2 separate regions of the Mus musculus genome follow, and region 2 is linked to region 1. The links are chromatin loops, found by intact Hi-C in ENCODE. Cell type or tissue: heart. All regions are shown on one strand.

Region 1 (2,500 bases):
TCCTTTTGCCTTGCTTAAAAAAAAAAAAAAAAAAAAAAAAAAAAAACCACGATAGATTCCATTCTTAAAGTTAGCCACCAAACTCTACTCCCTTATATGGTCACTTCCTCCTCGTGAGGCTGACTACCAAAGTCCAGCTATTAAAAGTCCTATCCAATCAAAATACACCACTGTGCAGCCCGGTCTAGCATGGAACCCCCCTTTTCTCTTATTAAAAGTTACACCTGCAAGGTCATTTGCTTGTGTTTTTCTGACCAAGTAGAAAACAGCCACTTTAACTCCTCTTCCCCACCCCCATTTAAAGGAGCTCTCTGTGAAAACAGGTGCTTGGGTAAGGTGTCTGTGCCTAATCTGAAAGATAACCCCTGCTGCGCGGGAATTTATTATTTTTTTCAAAACAGGGTTTCTCTGTGTAGCCCTGGCTGTCCTGGAGCTCACTGTGTAGACCAGGCTGGCCTGGAACTCAGAAATCTGCCTGCCTCTGCCTCCCGAGTGCTGGGATTAAAGGCGTGCGCCACCACGCCCTGCGCGGGAACTCTTAATGCATACATGACTACTGGTTTCCAGGTGTGAGGAGGAAAGTGTAGCCTCGGTTTCACCAGACCCCGTGACAGACAGTCTTGGAAGGTGATCACCAGTCAGTGTGCACATGGCAGGGAGGTTCTCCCCAAGACCATGTAACTGGGTGTATGTCCCAGCTCCAGACTGCAGCTCCAGTCCCAGAGAGATATCAGGCATAAAGTTCTACAGATGAGTGAGCAGTGGATTCACTCACGGAGAAATGTAATCTCAGGAGAGTCGTCAACAGCGTGGGCAGTCTTGTGTCCGGGCTGCTCTCTGACCTCGTAAACAAAGAGGCTTACTGAGCATTATGGTGACTGTGGTCTGGGAACTTTCCTTTTTCGAGACGGGAACTCAGTGTAGTCCAGAGTGGCCTCAAATAGATAATCCACCTGCCTCGGCATCCCGAATGCTGAGATTAAAGGCGTGCACTCTCAGGCCAGACTCACTTCCCTAGGCGTGTGGACCGGGTGGCGGCTGGAGCCAGAGGAGTAGGGCAGGGCCTGGGGCGAGGAGGGGCAGGATGGCAAGGACGCAGGGTGAGTAGGGGGTTCTTGAAGAGAATGAATGTGCAGCGGAAAGCCAGCGGTCCAGCTCATTTGATCCAACCTCAGTTTCCTCTTCGGAGGATTGGTCTTCCCGTTCCCGCCTCCCTCCGCCACGCTCGTTCCCCTCCCAGGCTCTGGCGGCGCCTCAGGTCGGTGGAGTCAGGGATCCAGCAGCGGCTGGGCTCCCTCTGACAAGCTAGCCTCGAGGGCGGCTGGAAGACAAGCCAAGTCCAACCTCTCCAGCGGAGGACGGAGGGGCTGGACTCCGCAATGGAGGCGGGGCCTGAGGAAGAAGGCATGTCTTGGCTGGAGGCGGAGACAGGGACCGATGCCTGTGCTTTGTGCGGAAAGAGCCAGGCTTTCTTTGCACCGGAAGCGGAAGTTAAAACACACAAACAGGCCTCCGGTATGGTGGATACGAGTACCCTGACCCGGAAGCACTTACCGAGGACCCGCCCTCCTGCCCAATAGTGCTGCGGAGGCACGAGCTACTTCCTTTCTGCGCTCTCGCTGGACAAGTGAGCAGGTAGGCCTCGGTGCGGGCTGTGTGCGAGCGGGGCCGGGCTGGGCCGGGCTGGGCGCAGTTGGGGAGGTCGCGGTCACATGGCCGAGAGTGCTTGCGGGCCATGGGTCTGGTTGGGCCCGCAGACTCGGAGTGCGGGCCTGACCAGTCTCAAGACCTGCGTGGTAACTCTGCAGGGACGGCCTCAGGATGCAGAACGACGCCGGCGAGTTTGTGGACCTGTACGTGCCGCGGAAATGGTGAGCATCTGCGGGCCCGTCATTCTCGCGCCCGCTTTCCCCGCTCCCATTCATCCACTGTTCTTTTGCGACCTATTAAACGCACTGTGCATCTCTTTACCCAGCTCCGCAAGCAACCGCATCATTGCTGCCAAGGACCACGCGTCCATCCAGATGAACGTGGCCGAGGTGAGCTGGGAACCTGACGGTTCCTGAGGGAAGGAATTACGAGGCCCTCAGGCCTCAGCCTGGCTCTTGGTGTGTTTACTAACATCGGGGTGAGGTCGAATCTTCCAACCTCTTTTTTTTTTTTTTTAACCCAGGTTGATAGGACCACAGGCCGGTTTAATGGCCAGTTTAAAACCTATGGCATCTGCGGGGCCATTCGCAGGATGGTGAGTTCTACCACCTGGTCTGCCTTGTACTGTTCATGTGACATCTGAGCTCTGATGGTGGTGTCCTTTTCTTCCTGTGGGAATGGTTTTGGGCTTAATAGTGCATGCTCTGCCTGCTAAGCAGGGAGCCAGCTCTGTGTGGATACTCAGGTATTTATTTTTAATTTTAAAGGGCGAGTCAGATGATTCTATTCTCCGATTGGCTAAGGCTGATGGAATTGTCTCAAAGTAAGTGTGGGGGACAATCTCACATTG
Region 2 (2,500 bases), 310 kb before region 1:
ACCTCAGCATGAGCTCCCAATCAAAGTGCCAAATAGCACAGGAGTCCTCTAATGACAGAGACCCCAGAAATGCCCGAGGAGGACATGCCTGAGTAAGCCAGGCAGAGTGCACCTGAGACCCAGCAGAAAAGACTGCTCCCACACCTGCTTCTCTCCTCCTCGGAAAGCTGATGTCAAGAGCCCAGAAAGTGGGCTGCAGTTCTCACAGCAGCTATGTGCTGACCCAAGGAGGCCACACAGTAGGTCCTAGAAGAGCCCAACCAGGCCTCTTTTTCTTTCCAGCTTGCACTCTCTCTAGGCATTGGCTCTGGGATCACCTGAGAACTGATATTGGTTACAGAGCAGTCTGCGTCCTCAGGATTGCCCATCAAGCCCACCCCATAGAGAGAACCTGTGGGGCTTCACTCACAATGCATTTAACTAAGCAGTCTGTGGCCATGTCAACGAAATGACAACACAAGGAAGAGCCATGCACATGAACCCAAGTAACACTTCACAGCCCTTTCCCAACTCAGAGTAAAGAGTAAGATAACCAGTCCCGTGTGCAAATCTGGAATGGACGGCGTGGCGGTCAAGAGAAATCCAGCTTTGTGCTTCACAGGTATGTCACAGAGTGAATCCCACAAGACAATACTGTACCTGAACAGGCCCCTCACTATCATGGCCTCAGCTTTCAAACTCATCCCAAGACTTGCTGCCACAGTCTGCCTGTCACTCAGGGACCTGTGACCCTCAAGGAGCAGCTCTTCTCTGCAGGGTGCTTCCTGGTTACTCATCCTAAACCCCAAATCTAGGTCCTGACGCCAAACCTACTCTTCTCTCTCCCAACACTTCTCCCCAGCCTTCACTCCCCACTAAAACCACACACGGCATCCCAGTTTACCTCAGCAGAGCTGCACTCTCCTAATCCTTGCCCCTCCTCTCCGTACTCCATCGTCACACAGCCAGTTTCCACTCCAGCTTCTGCACCTGCCTGAGCTGTAGCTGCCTGTCACCTCAGTCAGGAGCAGGTAGGTCTCCAATGCCTCCCTCCCGTCGCAGGACTGAACTCCAGCTGCTGAGAGCAGCGACGGGCCCTATGCCTCCTTTCTCAATGGCAGCCTCCAAGCATCAGGAGTGTCCTCTGCACTCTCACAGGCTTCCAGCTGCAGTCACAGAACCTCTTAGCAGCCTCTTCAGACAGTCCCTCACAGTCACTAGCTATGCCTGCTCTCCAAGTCAGCTCCCAGAGGGAAAGGGTTGGAACTTACAGAAATCTTTGCTCCCTCCAATCGGCTTCTGCAACATGTGCATTTCTTCCCACCACAAACTTAACTGCTCTTTTCAGAGCAGGATAAAATAGCTGACAATAAATTGTTGCATGCACTGGCTGCCCCCCAAGCATTAATGCCATGTTTACAAATATCTAAATTACATATTGTTCAATGAGTGATTATTATGAATTCTATCTGCAGTTATTAGACACAAAATGGACCTCAAAAGAGATCCGAGCTGGGCTGCAGATAAGGGTGTCCCTGGCATGTACACAACCCTGCTTTCTCCCCTCATCACTCAGGAGGTGGGCAGGAAGACCTCCAGTTTGCCATGCAGCTACATGGCAAGTTAGAGGCCAGCCTCAGATTCATGAGACCCATTTGAAAAGGAAACAAGGCAAGGGGCACCTGAACTGCTGCTACTCTGTGGCTGTGGAGGGAGGGAGGGAGGGAGGGAGGGAGGGAGGGAGGGAGGGAGGGAGGGAGGGAGGGAACGACTGAGTAGACAGGCAGGACAAGCACACATGAGCAAACAAAGTCGCACACTAGAAAGGCAGAAAGACATGGTGAGTGAGTTTGAGGTCAGCCTAGGCTATGAAGCAAGATACTGCCTCAAAACAAAACAGACACTGGTGAGAAGACTCTAGCCAATATGCAATACAATGAATGGCTGCCATATGACTTCCACCCTTCTGTGTATACCATTAGGATGGCCAATGCAGAGCCCTCCCATGAGACCACGCCACTCTAAGGCGGAAAGCCACAGCCTGTTCACGTCAGAGTTCATGCTGAGCGAGATCCGTTTTAATGTGTTAGACACAGAATTCAAAAGCCCTACACTATCACGATGTCCCTCATGGCAGCAATGACAGTTCTCCACCTCGAGCTCAGCAGCATCCACTCTCACTTTTCCTTAATCATGCCTCTTCTCAGAAAGTGCTCAGCTAAAAAGGCAGAATTATTTCTGCATTCAAAGAGGTTGTTTCAAACTCAGCCCTAGGCCAGCTTAAAAGCAAGGTCAACCAGGGAATGAAAGGCTACAAGAGACTAAGTGGCTAAAGCCACCATGGCTAACAAAGACAGTGACATTCTATCAGTATATGACAGCACCCAAGACTTGTGCTTTCTGAAAGCTCAGGCAGCCTCTCCAAGATACCTTCTGAAGTCCACACACAATTGTCCTCAAGACCATAACAGAGCATGGTGGGCCCTGAGCAGGCATGATGCGCTTTGACTCCAGCAAGTTC

The links. Hi-C counts contacts between places; a loop is a spot of excess contacts. Peaks named below come from ENCODE experiments on the same cell type or tissue, not always from the same donor. Only the 100,000 strongest peaks of a DNase experiment are listed, where the experiment ranks them.
Region 2: a loop joins it to region 1, with 3 times the contacts of the local background. A loop is called at or near these places in 1 of 42 quality-filtered maps.

What each region holds. Positions count from the first base shown.
Region 1 is chr2:180,255,813-180,258,312 of GRCm38, forward strand. Rps21 (ribosomal protein S21) reads left to right here and starts at 1,567. Exons shown (of 6, transcript NM_025587.2): 1 at 1,567-1,635; 2 at 1,809-1,871; 3 at 1,976-2,039; 4 at 2,174-2,245; 5 at 2,418-2,473. The coding sequence starts at 1,822. It overlaps Mir3091 (microRNA 3091), which reads left to right and starts at 1,724; the gene lies at 1,724-1,799. In heart, no CTCF peak of the experiment used is centred here; DNase peaks (open chromatin) are centred at 589 and 1,329; H3K4me3 peaks cover 2,301 bases; H3K27ac peaks cover 2,275 bases.
Region 2 is chr2:179,943,439-179,945,938 of GRCm38, forward strand. The region is part of intron 1 of Taf4 (TATA-box binding protein associated factor 4); the gene reads right to left. Among named protein-coding and RNA genes, the nearest start is that of Taf4, 32 kb to the right of the region's middle. In heart, no CTCF peak of the experiment used is centred here; no DNase peak of the experiment used is centred here; H3K4me3 peaks cover 287 bases.